Regions from separate parts of the Homo sapiens genome. Here region 2 is linked to region 1. The links are chromatin loops, found by intact Hi-C in ENCODE. Cell type or tissue: PC-3. All regions are shown on one strand.

What was found. Hi-C counts contacts between places; a loop is a spot of excess contacts. Peaks named below come from ENCODE experiments on the same cell type or tissue, not always from the same donor. Only the 100,000 strongest peaks of a DNase experiment are listed, where the experiment ranks them.
Region 2: it touches region 1 in a loop (12-fold over the local background); 8 of 110 quality-filtered maps call a loop at or near these places.

What each region holds. Positions count from the first base shown.
Region 1 is chr12:20,597,507-20,605,506 of GRCh38, forward strand. All of the region lies in intron 2 of PDE3A (phosphodiesterase 3A), which reads left to right. Among named protein-coding and RNA genes, the nearest start is that of SLCO1C1, 94 kb to the right of the region's middle. In PC-3, a CTCF peak has its summit at 4,366 (motif pointing left); no DNase peak of the experiment used is centred here; H3K27ac peaks cover 2,324 bases.
Region 2 is chr12:20,481,864-20,489,863 of GRCh38, forward strand. All of the region lies in intron 1 of PDE3A (phosphodiesterase 3A), which reads left to right. Among named protein-coding and RNA genes, the nearest start is that of PDE3A-AS1, 120 kb to the left of the region's middle. In PC-3, a CTCF peak has its summit at 4,573; no DNase peak of the experiment used is centred here.

The DNA of each region.
Region 1 (8,000 bases):
TTTTTTGATCCTACTTTGAAGAGAGGTATGAATGATAATGGTGACTCTGTTCAGAGTGACCATTTTCAAAGTTTGGAAAAGAACCACATGGACAGATTCAGGTGTTTTAGGATCTGCACTTTGAGAAACAACTGTTTTCACTTTCAACCAACTTCTTTCACTCTTCTTATAACCAGGGGTACTGGATACACCCACAGGGTTTTCTCCTTTATCCTCTAACCCCTTTCAGTTCCCTGAATGCCTTCCACTAGACTGCAAGCTACCTAAAGGTAGCAGCCCTGATTCATTCATCTCTGTAGCCCTAAGGTGTAGATAGTACCAGGTACCCAATAGATTTCAGTTAATATTTGTCAAATGAATGAAGAAGAAATGGATATTTTTTCAGTACCTCTGTATTCCCTTTGTGACATTATTGAAATAGGGTAAATTTGCAGTGGAAAACAAACAAACAAAATTCTATCATACTTATGTTTTTTTTGTGCTCATAAGCTTCAAAATCACTTCTAACAGTGTTTCTTTAGAGAAAACACACTCTGTTTTCCAAAAATATTTTTACAAGTGTTTTGAAGTTTGATCTATTTTTAAGTTTGAAAACTTTATTATTCGATTGATGGAATCCTTGATTAGTTGTAGCAAATGAAATTTACTGACTTTTATTTCTTTTTTTAATTATTATTATTATTATTATTATTTTGAGATGGAGTCTTGCTCTGTCTCCCAGGCTGGAGTGCAATGGCGCGATCTCAGCTCACTGCAACCTCCGCCTCCTTGGTCCAAGCAATTCTCCTGCCTCAGCCTCCTGAGTAGCTGGGATTACAGGCTCCCACCACCACGCCCGGCTAATTTTTTGTATTTTTAGTAGAGATGGGGTTTCACCATGTTTGCCAGGCTAGTTTTGAACACCTGACCTCAAGTAATCTGCCTGGTCTCCCAAAGTACTGGGATTACAGGCGTGAGCTACCACACCAGGCCCTACTGACTTTTAAAATACATTTATGAGGTGTTTAATGTTGTGTTAAAAAATTGGGGGCTATTGAAATCACCCGCCCCCTCAAATGTTTACACTGTGGAAGGCAATAGAGATTATCAAAGGGGAACATTTTCTTAGTTGGTCAGACACAATATAGATTTTATTAACTCACAAGTGAATTATTCACAAATTATTTTGTGAAGCCTGGGGTACTTAGAGATTTCTGAAAGAAGAAATTGAAAGAATACTGTAGACAGAGTAAAGAAGACTATTATAGGAATAAATCTATTTCATTTCTTATGTCGCCATATCTCACCTATTTCCAAGTGCAAATGATTCTCCTTAATGTAACTTTCACTCTTTTCTTCCTGGGACATTCATGCTGTGAATGGCCTTGTTTCCCATGTTTATTGTTGTGGCAGCCTTGGTCAAATCAGCCTTCTTCTATGCCACACCTTAATCTTCCTCAAGCACTGCATACTGTTTGATTATATCATTTTCCTTGTCAGCCATCTTTCGTCATTCAGTTACCAACTGATAGAATTAGAAATCTTTGTCTTTCATTATTGGGCATCTGAAATCTAGCCTCATACTTCCCTTTCAACCTTCATTTCTGCTAATAAAAAGCAGTAACTTCCCCTGCCTGAGAGTCTAGTCTGCTAATGGACTTCTTTACCCATTCATCCTTCTTATGCAGTCCCCACGTGCTGCCTTCATGCTTCTTCCAGCTTTTCTGCTCTGCCCCCCACTTACTCTCTCTAGACCTGTTCTTTCACCTCACCAGGATCTCCAGTCCAGTTGGCCAATCTTTCTTTCCTGTCTGTCATACTTCTCCTGTTTTCTCTTTGTTGCCTTTTCAAGTCAAATTTTATGCTGAGTAACACTGGGAAGTACTCAACCGGGCCTTTGTATTGCTTGAGAATCTAGCCAGCTCTTTTTTATCCCTCTTTCAAAACTTTTCATTCTCGTTTGTACTTCTAACCTCAACATTGCCCACATCACGTTTTCAGCAAGGGACTCAGTGCCCAATTCACGGTGTAATTCACAGTGTAAATAAAAGTCAACGTATAAAAATTTGTTTAACTTCTCACCTATAAATCTGTATTCTTCTTTCTTACTGTTATCATGGAAAAGGTATCTCCCATTGTGAAAGGTTACTCCTGTACCCCTTACTTCCTTCTCTTGGATTTTTATCTATTTATCATTCCACTGTGTTTACCCTTCAGCATTTATGCTGTTCACATGCTCAGTAACTCTTTAGACCCTGTTTTCCCTCTGGATACTGACATATATCTATCTTCCATTTTACAGCCAGTTTTCATGAGACTTGTCTCTATGATCTTCATTTTTCTATCTTCCTTTCATTGCTCAATTTATTGCAATGTGGCTTGCTACCTCAGTGTTTCACTGAAACTGTAGTCTGTAGAGTTGCCAGTGACCTTCCAAATACTAAACTCATAAACATTTTTCAAGATTTACTAATCTCTCAAACACTGATCCACTGCTGACCACTCCTTGCTTCTTAACATTTCCTTGGTGCCATGGACACTACACTCCCAGTTCTTACTTGTCCCTTCTTATTTCCTTTTGTGGATTTCACTTCTGCCTGGCTTTTAAAAGTTGATATTGATTATGGCTCTAGCCTCAGTATACTCCTTTCTCTTCACACACTTTCATGGCAACATGCTGTTGAAATGACCATATATATGTCTTCAATGCCCAAATGTATATTTCCAGTTCAGAAGTCTCTCCTAATATGCCACTGGAATCATCCAATAAATACCTCAGTACCCTCGTCCAAACTGATTCCTTCTCTTTTGATTCCTCATTCTATGAAAGACTCTTAGCTACGTATCTTCCCAAACCTTCATCCTGAAAGCTAGCCTGACTCCTCTCTCCACACATACTGATGATGCCAGTATTCTACAGGACTTTCTTATTGCCCTTACTAGTTAATCAAAGCTCTTGAATATGGCTCATATTCCTGCCATGATCTGTTTCCTCAGACCTCTCCAGTGTCAACCTTTCAAACTGAAGCACTGTGTACTTCACCTGAGCTTTGTCTTCAAAAGGCCATTCTTTACCTCCAGGCCTGTTAAGATCTTTTCCTTTTCCAGAAAACACACCCTAATCCTTTGCTTACTCTTTTCATGTATGTACCCAATTGTGGAAAAATTTGTAGGATTGCTTTTTGTGTCAGTACTATTACTTCTCCTTGGCATTTTCACTGTTTTCTGGACAGTGCTTATTCCAGAATCAGGTTGTTAAATAATAGTTTTTAATCATGACTCCAGTATTTCAGTGTAACAATTCTCAGTATACTTTAAGTGTGAGATTAGAACATGCAATTGTGCTAGGAGGTTGAATGTTTTAAGATGGCTTCCAGAAAAGCAGTGATTTGTTTCAAAGAACTGTCTCAAACACTTTAATTTACTTGTCTTTTAAGGTACAGAATTGGAGAGAGGGCATTTACTTATCTTTGAAGGTTTGGAGTATGTTACTTATGCAGTCATCATTTCTCATATTATTGAGTGCCCACAAAGTACCAGATACCACACTGGGGGAATGAAACCTAGCATTGCCCTTGTCCTTGCACAACTTTGAGCCTGAAGGAGGAAGACAGACCATCACATATAGACATACCAAAAGCTGAATCGAGAATTGTGGCAGGTGCTATTGCAACGAGGATCTATGTATATATGTAAGATCTGGTCAGAGATGCAAGGTTTCTCAAAAGGTATAGCTCCAAGGCTTTTTGTTTGTTTGTTTGTTTGTTTGTTTGTTTGTTTTTTGGCTTGCTTTCGTTTCTGCTGTTTTCAGAGTATGAATGGAATATCCCAATAGGCATTAACGTGGAAATGTTTGTATGGTCCTGAAGCAGTCAGGGAAGATGTCCTGGATTAAGTGTAGAAGAGGCAAGTCAGTAGCCTAGATAAACACCCATTGCATATGGGGCAGGAAAAAGTCTAGTGTTGATATGGATAAAACAAATGGCAGTAAAGTTCCACAAAACAGTGTGTTCAAAGGCATTTGATGTTTTGTGTTAATATTTTAATCACAGTAGAAAATTACATGTGGGAAAATGTTAATCAAATTGTGCATGGGAAGAAGTCACGTTTCTAATATGTCTTATAAAAATTGAGAAACGTAACAACTAAAATGTTTGCAACTTAGACAAATCATTAATTATGTAATTGTAATTTCACTTTAACAATGATCCTGAGGGATAAGACACATTTTAAATTTTTTATTTCTACCAGCAGACTTATGTAAGTTATTCTTTTTTAGCTTTTTTTTTTGTTTTCTGTGAAAAAAAACTAAATTCTGCCTGTTAATGAGGCAGTAGCACTTGTTTTAAAAGAGATGGTCAGATAATTCTTTTAAAAGGCAGAATACTGCCATCTGTTGTTCACTGAAGTTTTTAGCCTAAGCAAACAGAAGCCTTAAGTTCAAATTTAATAGCAATTCTTGATATTTAACAGACAAAGACCAGCCCACATTTATCAGCTTTCTGAGTTCGTACTTATTTCAGAGATTCTTAGTTATTCCTATCATTTTTTAAAACTCTTTCTCATATCAGAGAAGTGCTCACATCCAGTTAAGTTCTCTTTGCTTCCTGTTTCTTCCAACAACAGAAATAATAATGTTTTTTATTTACAAAGTAATTTGTACTTAACCAAGCCTTCCCACATTTGTGTGAGCAGTCACATGAGTAGCTCATTGCCTGAATTTATTATATCTTTGCCAGCTACATCATCTTTTCTAATTAAGAGAAAGAGAGAAAACCAGCGTGCAACTTAAAGACAGCTAAGGTTATCTTCTGAAAGATGCGGGTTCTTACTAGAGTAAGTGATGAATAAGTATGTTCCATTTCCTAAATAATAAAACACTATTGTAAAATTGTTAACTTTGAGTTGTTACGTGAGTTCGCTAGTGTCTGGAAAGTAGTTAGAAAATATAAACAAGACAGAATTTTTCACCAATTTTTGACTTGTTTGCTGATAGCTTGCAGGGACTTGTATAAGGACAGAGGCCATGTATTCCATCTCATTTGGTGACTTGCAGTGCTCTTTGAACATCAAAAGAGAAGGATGTTAAGAATTCTGGTAACTAATGAAGTTTGTTATGTTTCACATCTCACATGGAACCTGCCCACAGACATGTTGGGAAGCAGTTTGATGAAGGGCCCTATAGGTTTTCCTCCTACTGTACATACATATTATCTTAAGGAAAAAATCCAAATGTAAACTCATATTCCCTGCCAGAAAATTAAAATACGCAAACATCTGCTTCCTTAGGATGGCCTTTAGCCAAGGTTCAGCCTACAATGAGTTACTGCAAAATTTTCACATGATTTCATTTTTTAAAAATTTCCCAACCAACTTCAAGTCTAAAATTATAAATGGGTCCTATGAAAGTATAAACACATATGCAATTTTGCTGTCTCTGAGGTCAGAACCAGTAATGCACCAAAGATCATTGTATCAAATCCAGCTCATCTTCTAAATTAATGTAGTACATTAAAGACCAAGATACCATTTCCTAGTATCACGGACAGCCTCCCAGAGAAAGAGTTGGAGGGATGGAGTGGCACGTAGTGCTACAGAGATGTAGGAGGAGACAGCTTCCAAAAACTCATCACACATCTTTTCCCAGCATTGAGGACCAAAGTTGGATGAGAAAAGCCCCAGTGACTATTTCCTTTTTATGTGTCATCTCTTACACTGTTTATTCGTCTCTTATCCCAACTCCCTTTCCACCCTAAGAATATTCCTCCCATGCTGTGTTTGCCTCCCAGGGTGCCTCCCAGGATGACTAAATAGAAAGAAAAAAATACTTCCAACAATGGAGCTATGATGCCTGCTTTTAGAATTCTTTTCACATCCTGTGTTATAAATCATTCCAATGCAATCAACCATATTAACTGAAACCAGGACTTCTGTACAATCACTTTTTAAGAACTTAAAATTAAAATCAGGACTATTATGAGTATTTTGCAGTAGGGAGTACAATATATCTGACTGCATTTACCTAGAGTAAGAAGTGGAAATAGGTTTTTGTTTTTATTGTTTTATTTATTTATTTAATTTATTTATTTATTTTGGTAGAGAAATCATATCTCTGTGCTATCTTCATTTATAAAGGAACTACTGGCCCAGTTCATGTAGGGGACAAACACCCACGTGCACAACATACATTTCTTTGCACACACAATCTTTCTCAACAACAATGTTTCACCAACAATAATGATAATGTTGGTGATGTATAATACTTATCAAACATATATTTTGGACCACGCACTCTCACAAGTCTTTATGTTTATGATCTCATTTAATCATCAATTACACTATACAGTCGATATTACTATTAATCCCTTTTTAGAGAGGAGACAAGAGCTAAAGAAATAAAATGAGCCAGGCATGGTGGCTCACGCCTGTAATCACAGCACTTTGGGAGGCTGAGGCAGGCGGATCACAAAGTCAGGAGTTCGAGACCAGCCTGGCCAACATGGGGAAACCCTGTCTCTACCAAAAATACAAAAATTAGCTGGGCATGGTGGCGCATGCCTGGGGTCCTAGCTATTCGGGAGGCTGAGGCAGGAGAATTGCTTGAAACCAGGAGGCGGAGGTGGCAGTGAGCTGAGATCGTGCCACTGCACTCCAGCCTGGGCCATAGAGCGAGACTCCATCTCAAGAAAGAAGAAAATAAAAAAGGAAAGGAGAGGAGAGAAGAGGGGAGGGGAGGAGAGGGGAGGGGAGGGAGATAAAATGAATTTACTTTTTAAATAAAATAAAAATCTTAGCAGATCTGAAATTTGAACAGAAGCAGTCTAACTTCGGTTCTTGCCTCCTTAAAGACCCCATGTATTACCTCATATAATAAATATTTGATATTGATGAATGAAAAAAACTTTCTCTTATATCCCAACGTTTTAAAACTCTGCTTTCCAACTTCCCACATACACAACCTTACAAATTATATATATGACAAAAATATGTTTTTCTACCTTTTTGCTTCCCAAATGCTAATTCATAAACCAGGCTTAGCTTTCTAGCTCTTGTTCCAGGAATGTTAATGAATAGCTTTAACACCGCAATTACATTATGTCTCATTTTAAGGGAAAGAAAATATTGAGTTTAAAATACTATGGAGCTCTCTTAACAGACATAATTAGGACAAATAGCTGGTCTGGGAATTTTAAAAAGTTTTTAAAGTAGAGAATCATAAAAATATGATATAAATTTTCTATAATTCTAGTAATATATTTTAACTTAATACATAGAGTATGCAGGTTTTTGCACATCTTTGATGAAGAGCCAAGAATGTTTCTCTCAAGTATGTGTCCACTGAAGTGACTGGAGTTTCAGGTTGCCGTTCTTACTTACACCATACCCATATTTCATATTTCATTGTACATGCTTGCCAGTTTCCGTTTCTTTATAGTGGAAACAACTTAGGAACTTGGAAGCATTCTGAGTTGAAAAGCCTTTAGGTGTGTTGTGATTTTCTTTTTGAATCTTTATAGTTGTATCTCCCCTACTTAAATCAAGGGAAATACATTCTTAGGCTCTCACCCTTATAAAATCTATTTATGAACTCTGTGTAAAGCTACCTGACTTCGTTTTCAAGGGAACAATTCCATTTTTCTGCAGGTGTCATTTCTTTGTAGATATTTTGTTAGTCTATGTAATTTACAGTGACAAATATAACAGGCCTAAAGAGATTTGGGAAGAAAGGAAACTGACACTAGGCAAATGCGTAACTTACCTATTGGGAGAAGTATATGGAAATTCCACCAAATAGCCTATTCCTTGTGATCTACTCAGTGTACACTAGGCAATTTACCATAAGAAGGAAACAGCATCAGTGACTCAATAACAATTTATAAGGTAGAGCTTGTGAAAGATTAGCAATTAATACAATAAGGACTTTTCTAAGTCTACATAATAATTTTAAAATCTTTTTTTAAATGTAAAATGCTTAAAGATGCCAAGATGTAATTTTAAAATCTTTTTCTTTTTTCTTATTT
Region 2 (8,000 bases), 120 kb before region 1:
ACGCCGCTTTCCTGCCTCAGCCTCCCGAGTAGCTGGGACTACAGGCGCCCGCCACCACGCCCAGCTAATTTTTTGTATTTTTTGTAGAGACGGGATTTCACCGTGTTAGCCAGGATGGTCTCGATCTCCTGACCTCGTGATCCACCTGCCTCGGCCTCCCAAAGTGCTAGGATTACAGGCGTGAGCCACCACGCTCAGCGAGAAATAGATATTTTTAACAAGGTCCCCAAGTAATTTTCTCTAACAAGTACAGAAAGCACAAGATTATTTCTCCCTGTTGTTTTGACTCGTGTGATTACATAATTGATCATTTAACTAAGAAATGAAAAGTATTTTAGTGACTAAAAGTATTCATTGCACACATGTATTTTTTTTTCTGTAAAAAAAAAAAACCTGATGTAGAAGAATGTTTCTAAGCCATATAGGAACACAAATATTTTTGTTCCAGAATAACTTACCAGAAGGCCATGGCATAGAGAAATTCCCTCATTTCTATAAGTGTGCTTTTCTCTTGAATGAGCTTTACTTCAGTGTTTTACTTGGGCACATGTAGGGAAAGAAAAAAATCATGTTCAAGTTGAGGAATAAGAAGAGTTTCAGATGAAGAGAAGCAGATTCTGGCACACAAAGTTGAACAGTGCAAAACATTGAAGCCCAGCTATACATAATCAAGCTGGCTGAGCTATAATACACATTAAAATAAAAGTTTTTTTCTCAATGGACAAAATTGGAACTAAGTATGTCTGACTGTTTTAGAGATAAGCACTTCTCAACTTCTAACATAAAAAGAGAAGCTGGTGTTTATGTGAAAGAATCTATGTAAAAGCCATATGGAACTGTCTCTAATAAATATCCATTTAATCAAATGTCACTATGTTTTTGAATGTTTTGTAGTTTGATGCAGAGAATGTACTTTTATTTCTTCAGCAGCTGCTCTTTTTAAATGGATGCAGCTGTACTACAGATTTAATTTGCAACAATTGCTTAATTTTTAGTTGGTTGCTTCTAGTCTTTCAAAAGCAATGTTTCATGTTTCTGTGGAAAGATTTTTTTCCTAGAAAGTGCAAAGTACGATATGACGTAGGAATTAGGCAAATAAAAGTTTCTGCTTGATTTTTTTAAAACATAAAAGTTGTATTTCCTCTCTTTATAGCACTGCTTTTCCTAGACATCCTTTTTTCAGACAACATTACTAAGGAGATTTGATGCCTACATATCAGTCTTCATCTCAAAACTTCTAAAAGAGGCCTTACGCGGTAGCTCACTCCTGTAATCCCAGCACTTTGGGAGGCCGAGGTGGGCGGATCGCGAGGTCAGGATATCGGGACCATCCTGGCCAAAATGTTGAAGCCCCGTCTCTACTAAAAATACAAAAATTAGCTGGGCGTGGTGGTGGGCGCCTGTAGTTCCAGCTACCGGGGAGGCTGAGCCAGGAGAATTGTTTGAACCCCGGAGGCGGAGGTTGCAGTGAGCCGAGATCGCACCACTGCACTCCAGCCTGTTGACATAGCGACACTCCATCTCAACAAAAACAAAAAACAAACAAACTTCTAAAAGATTGTAAGCTGTAACAAATTCTGGCAAATGACTTGCAAATGAGAAGAAAAAAATCACGCTCATTCATGTAAAATGGTATCTGCTTTGAGAATAACCCAGTATCAAGTATGTGTTACTTGAATTAGAACTTTGACTTTTTAATATAGAGAGATACTTTTATCTTTGACGTATTTTATTAAAATGTAAAGCACATGATGTTCCTTTCCTATTTCCTTATATTACTCTGTTTTTACTGTAATGTTTAGAAATCTACTTTCTAGTTTAATTGTTATGGAGAAATCATCTTCCTGTATAGATTAAAATTCAATCTTTTTTGAACTCAAAGAAAAATTTGGAGGGAAAGATAAATATTAATGATGGATTATCTAATATTTGTTCCAATCTCAACATGTTTTACTTCTCATAGCCTTTTATCTTCCAGATAAAATTATGAGCGCAGATGTATAGACATTTAAAATGTGATTTTAAAAATGTATAATGCTTTTAACTTTCCTCATGTAAGACTTGTCTATAGGGCTCTGGATGTGTGAGCAGGCTGCCTGGAACCTCCTAGCCTGCTGGTTCCTTTACTCCTCCCATATCCAACTGACTCATAGCTTAGTGAACAGTTTTTTGTTTTTGTTTTTTCTTTAAATTTTGCCTTCTTTCTGGAGTATTTTCAAAAATCTCCTTGTGTATATATTGGAATATTTTTAGCTGTTACCTAAGTACTTAATTTCTTTATATAGTAGGTCATGCAGACAGAATTCTGCAATACATACAAATTTGTATCTCCCCTCCTCAAACTAGTCCCTCTGAGTTAAACAAAGTAGTTACTATAATTTCCTTGGGATTTTTATCTCTTAAAAGTATGCTATGCTTAGTGGTATGTATATAATTCAGTAATAGTCTGTTTTAATTTTTATATAAGGTTTTTCTTTAATATTTTAACTGTTGCTTATTAAATAAAACCCATTTGTAATAAAAACAGAGTTAAGTATAATCAGTGTTCCCCCAAATCAACGTATCTCTCTTGTACAATTTCTCATCATATTGGGTAAGGGAAAATGTGATTTTTGGCGTATCTGTGATTTCTGAAGGAAAGGGGTTTCTCTGTAGAACACAATGTGCTTATTCTTTTTCACTTTAACACTGGTATCTATTAATGGCTAATGAGCTCCATTAGGTTTAATCAACATTTCAGCAATTTTTGACTTGAATTTTGTTTAAACTTTCTGCTTTGTCTTTTACCTTTTGTTCTTTATTACGTTAGCTCATTTAATTTTTATACGTAGGATAAAACATACACTTTGAAATGGCCTCAGAATTTGAAAGTATGGCTGTAAAGGGTGAAATCACTGATGTTAAGGGAACATAACTAATAATGGTCATTGACGTACGGATGACTAGAAAGGCCAGTTGTAATTCGTGTTTAAAAAATTACTATATCATCTTCAAAGATTTATTTATTTATTTTTGTTCCTTTTCTTGGTGTGGTTTGTGTGTTGATGGGTGGTGAATTTGGAGGAAAGAAATGAGTCTTGAGAAAATACCTTGGTCATTCATTCTTAATATGTTTAGAGAATAGCAAACTTTCAGCATATTTTATTGAGATCAAAAGTAGCATGTGAAATTAGACAATGAAATGTCAATTTTTGTATTAGTTTCCTGGGGCTGTTGTCACAAAGTACCAAAAACTGTGCTGCTTAAACAATAGGAATGCATTGTCCCACAGTTCTGGAGGCTGCAAGTCGAAGATCAAGGTGTCAGCAAGTTGGTTCTTTCTGAGGGCTGCGAGGGAAAATCTATTCTGTGCCTCTCTCCTAGCTTTTGGGGACTCAAGCATTCCTTGGCTTGTAATGGCATTCTTCCCATGCCTCTTTTTATATGTCTGTCTCTGAATCCAAATTTCTTTTTTATAAAGACACAGACATATTGGATTGGAACCTAGCCTAATGACTCCAACTTGATCATCAGCAATGACCCTATTTTCAAATAAGGTCATGTTTATTCACACTGAGGATTAGAACTGCAAATATGTTTTTTTTTAGGGGGGACACAATTCAACCCATAAGAATTCTGAAACTTTGTTTTGTCCTTTTTTGATTAGTGTTAATACATTTTCAGAGTACTTTATATTCTCAGGGCTTAGAATAAGACAAAGTAAGATTATTCATTCGAGTATACTGGGTTATTTAGTAAGAAAATGGACTGAGATTTCATAATGAACTCTCTGCTGATATTGACATGAAAACTAGCACATTTTAAGGATTCACCTATCTACATTTACATGAAATCAATGTTCTTATAACCTTCTGACATTTACTTACCTTTTTGTATTTACTTATATACTTAATTTTGCTTTTAAGTATTATTACTATCTTTAATGCATTTGTGCTCTTTTTTAATATGGCAGGCTATGGAGTACAAAGATTTGTGTTTTTCTGGATTAGCAAAAAATAAAACAAAACTGTAAATCCAATCATTCAGATGAGTTCTTTGGAACAACTGAGGAGTCTGTGGCCTGACCAACAAGACTAAGGACCTTACTTCACTACTATTTGGATGCCACGGCTTGAGGTTTTGTTAATATTTTAGTGTTTCTCCTAATAAAATCCAAGGGATAGTTGTTCTTTTAGAGCACATTTATAAATTCTTATTTTAGCCTATCGCTGATAGACCTTTAAAAATATATTGCCTTGACATTTATATTGATAGAGCATATATTAGTCTGTTTTCACACTGCTATAAAGAACTGCCTGAGACTGGGTAATTTATAAAGGAAAGAGCTGTAATTGGCTCACAGTTCTACATGGCTGGGGAGGCCTCGGGAAACTTACAATCATGGTGGAAGGTGAAGGGGAAGCAATGCACCTTCTTCGCAAGGTGGCAGGAAGGAGAATGAACACAGGAGGAACTGCCTAACACTTTAAAACCATCAGATCTCTTGAGAACTCACTATCATGAGAATAGCATGGGGAAGCCATCCCCATGATTCAATTACATCCACTTGGTGTCTCCCTTGACACATCGGAATCATGGGGATTACAATTCAAGATGAGATTTTGAGTGGGGACACAGCCAAACCATATCAGAGGGATACATTCATTAAGATTAACAATTCTTACTTCCCAGTGTATATGTTCCTCATGTTTTTAAAAAGGAAAATATGATAGATGTGGTGATTTAGAAACTGGCTGCTTCTATGTGGTTCACCTAATCCAAGATTTTTGCTTATTTGTTTGTTTTTTTGAGACAGAGTCTTGCTCTGTCACCTGTGCTGGAGTGCAGTGGTGCAATCTCAATCCACTGCAACCCCCGCCTTCCAGGTTCAAGCAATTCTCATGCGTCAGCCTCCCAGGTAGCTGGGATTACAGGCATGTGCCACCACATCTGGCTAGTTTTTGTATTTTTAGTAGAGATGGGGTTTCACCCTGTTGGCCAGGCTGGTCTCCAGCTTCTGGCCTCAAGTGACCTGCCTGCCTTGGCCTCCCAAAGTGTTGGGATTACAGGCATGAGTCACCACGCTTGGCTTAATCACAGATATTAAAATCACATGTTTGTTTGAGAGTTAGAGATACGTGTAGAGACTTTCAAAGCATTACTTGAATTTTTTTCATAGTTTTTTAAAACTTTGTTTCTAATTATTGAAATAATCAATGCTTACTGAACAAATTTTAAAAAATAAAGAGAAGTATGTGAAGAGAAGTACTTAAAATCCAAGCATAATATAATATTAAATTTGACTGGCGTAGTGTCTGTGAGTGTGTGTTCACATGCCTATGTGTAGAACTAAAGAATAATTTAAATAAATTATGACTTATACAAATATGAATGAATGTATGCCCAAAATTCCATTTAACTGATTGATTAATGAGGGAACCAGTAAGATGTTACAACTGATTCAAATGAGAAGTTAAAGTATCACATACATTTAAAGTCAGAAAAGAAGTGCTAAATGAATTTACAAAAAGGTGCATAAGGCTGGACACGGTGGCTCATGCCTGTAATCCCAGCAATTTGGGAGGCTGAGATAGGCAGATCACTTGAGGTCAAGAGTTTGAGACCAGCCTGGTCAACATGGTGAAACCCTGTCTCTACTAAAAAAAAAAAAAAAAAAAAAAAAAAAATTAATTCCAGCTACTTGGGAGGCTGAGGTGGGGGAATTGCTTGAACCCAGGAGGCAGAAGTTGTAGCGAGCCAAGATTGCGCCACTGCACTCCAGCCTGGGCAACAGAGAGAGACTCAGGCTTAAGAAAAAAAAATAAATAAATAAAAAAAGTGGTCAGTTTCTACAAGGCAATATTCAATTGCATTCCAATGGATACAACATCCATTTCTATTTTTGTTATTTTTCTGTTAGTAAATGAGATTGCTGTCAGTTTCTATTATTTTCAGAGTTGTAAAATGGCTCAAAGACAATAAAAGCCAGAGAAATGCATGAGCTAGTCAGGGAACCTACTAATTTGTCATGTTTTTTCTTTTTGCCCATTTTGAAGTTTTTCACACAGTTTTTAATACAGCTCATATTGATATATATTCTCATCAGTTGGAATTATGTTTTTATGTTTCTTCACATAGAGCAAATATAATTAAAAATAAAAGCATAATGCATATTCCTTCCTATTGACATTGATACTATCTATAGCGTTACCCAGGAGCATTATGAAATGCACAACACTTAAAACCAAATAAAACAAAAATACCCTTTCCTTGAGCTCTTTACTCTTGGGGGGCAAGAGGGGCACTATATTATCCTTTTTACCTTCTTCCTCCCAGTCAACCTCTCTCTTTTTCACGTACTCTACCAACATCCCCACCCAATCTCCCCTTATGCCTCCAAAATTAGTCCTATCCTGATTGTGGAGTTTGGGGTTTTCTTTGATTCAATGGATGATACCAGTCACACCATTTGAAAAAAGCATATGACAGTGTTGTTCAGTGTTGGTGAACAGGAATTCTTGATATTTATTTTTAAGGATTCCATTTAATTGCTAATTACAGATCTTTGTTAAATTAAGCCGACCTTCACTCACATTTAAAAAATTTAACTTTGTTTTGGTTTTCATGAGACAAATATCTCTCTTTAAGTGAACAAGCTTTTAAAAGAATTAGCTTCTTCAGTATGGAAAGCAAGATGCAATTCGCAGCTGGTGCAATGGCTTACACCAGTATGTAATCCCAGCACTATGGGAGGCCGAGGGGGAAGAATCCCTTGAACCCAGGAGTTCAAGCCCGGGCTGAGTGACACAGTGAGACATCTTTACAACAACAACAACAAAAACAAAATAACAATAACAACAAATAATTACCTCAGCCTCTCGAGTATACTGTAGGTACAAAGCCACCACGTGTACCTGTAGTCCCAGCTACTCGAGAGGCTGAATAGAGGGATTGCTTGAGCCTGGGAGGTTGAGGCTGCCGTGAGCTGTAATTGCACCACTATACTGCAGTCTGGGCAAGAGTGAGTCCCTGTCTCCAAAAAAAAAAAAAAAAGAGAAAAAGAAGCAGTTCCCCTAATGATTCTGGATCATTATGCCAGAAGTATCCAGGTTCAAAGCGATATTTTATATTTTAGTAAGTAGTTTTCACTAATAATTCTTCAGCAATCAACGAATAATTCTTCTGGAATACATCAATTGTTTGAGAATCATAAAAGAGATTTCCAAATACCGTACTCCAAAATCAGTAACACACTCTGAATCTGAATTGGGCTATGTAAATGTCTTCAGTTTACAGTTAAGTATAGATTTTTACTTGCAGTTATTTTCTCTTAGTCATTTCTTTCCTTCATTAAGGACTTCGTATTTTATTTTCATTTGCGTGCATGGACAAGAGAATGGATGCATTCATTTTGTTGTTTCTAGAGATGAATACAGAAAATGCCTAGTGAAGACTGAGTCTGGCTGTGATTTACAAAGTTGGAGCGTTATAGCCAGTAAGCCTGTCAGGCAGCCCCTGACAGCAGAAGCAAGTCTTGAGGTGGGCATGAGAAATGACAGCCTTCTTTATGCCAGAGTCTTATTACCATTTTGATTTAAAAAACATTGTTTTGGGTCTCAGTAAACTATTGTAGCCATGAAAATGAGATAAAATAACTATTTGGTTTGTCCTATGTATATTCTATATATGAAAGGAAGAAAAATCAGTACATGGCTATCAGTCTCTACAGAGGAGGGGAAATAATTTGTGCTTAGATATATTAATGCCTAACTGATGTTTTATATATGTGATCATAAGATATGTCATTTACTTAAAATTTATAGTTAATCCCCTTTTTTGCCTCACCTACAGACAAAATGGCTTTATTCCAGCAAAATTAAGTCAGAAAATAATGTTCACTGATTTAGATGTTGATGACAGATGGGTCTTAGGTCAGGATAACAGCTATGGCTGGGAGACATTGATTGTTAACATTTATGCCCCAATAATGAATGACCTGAATTTTTCCCACATGTTTGCTC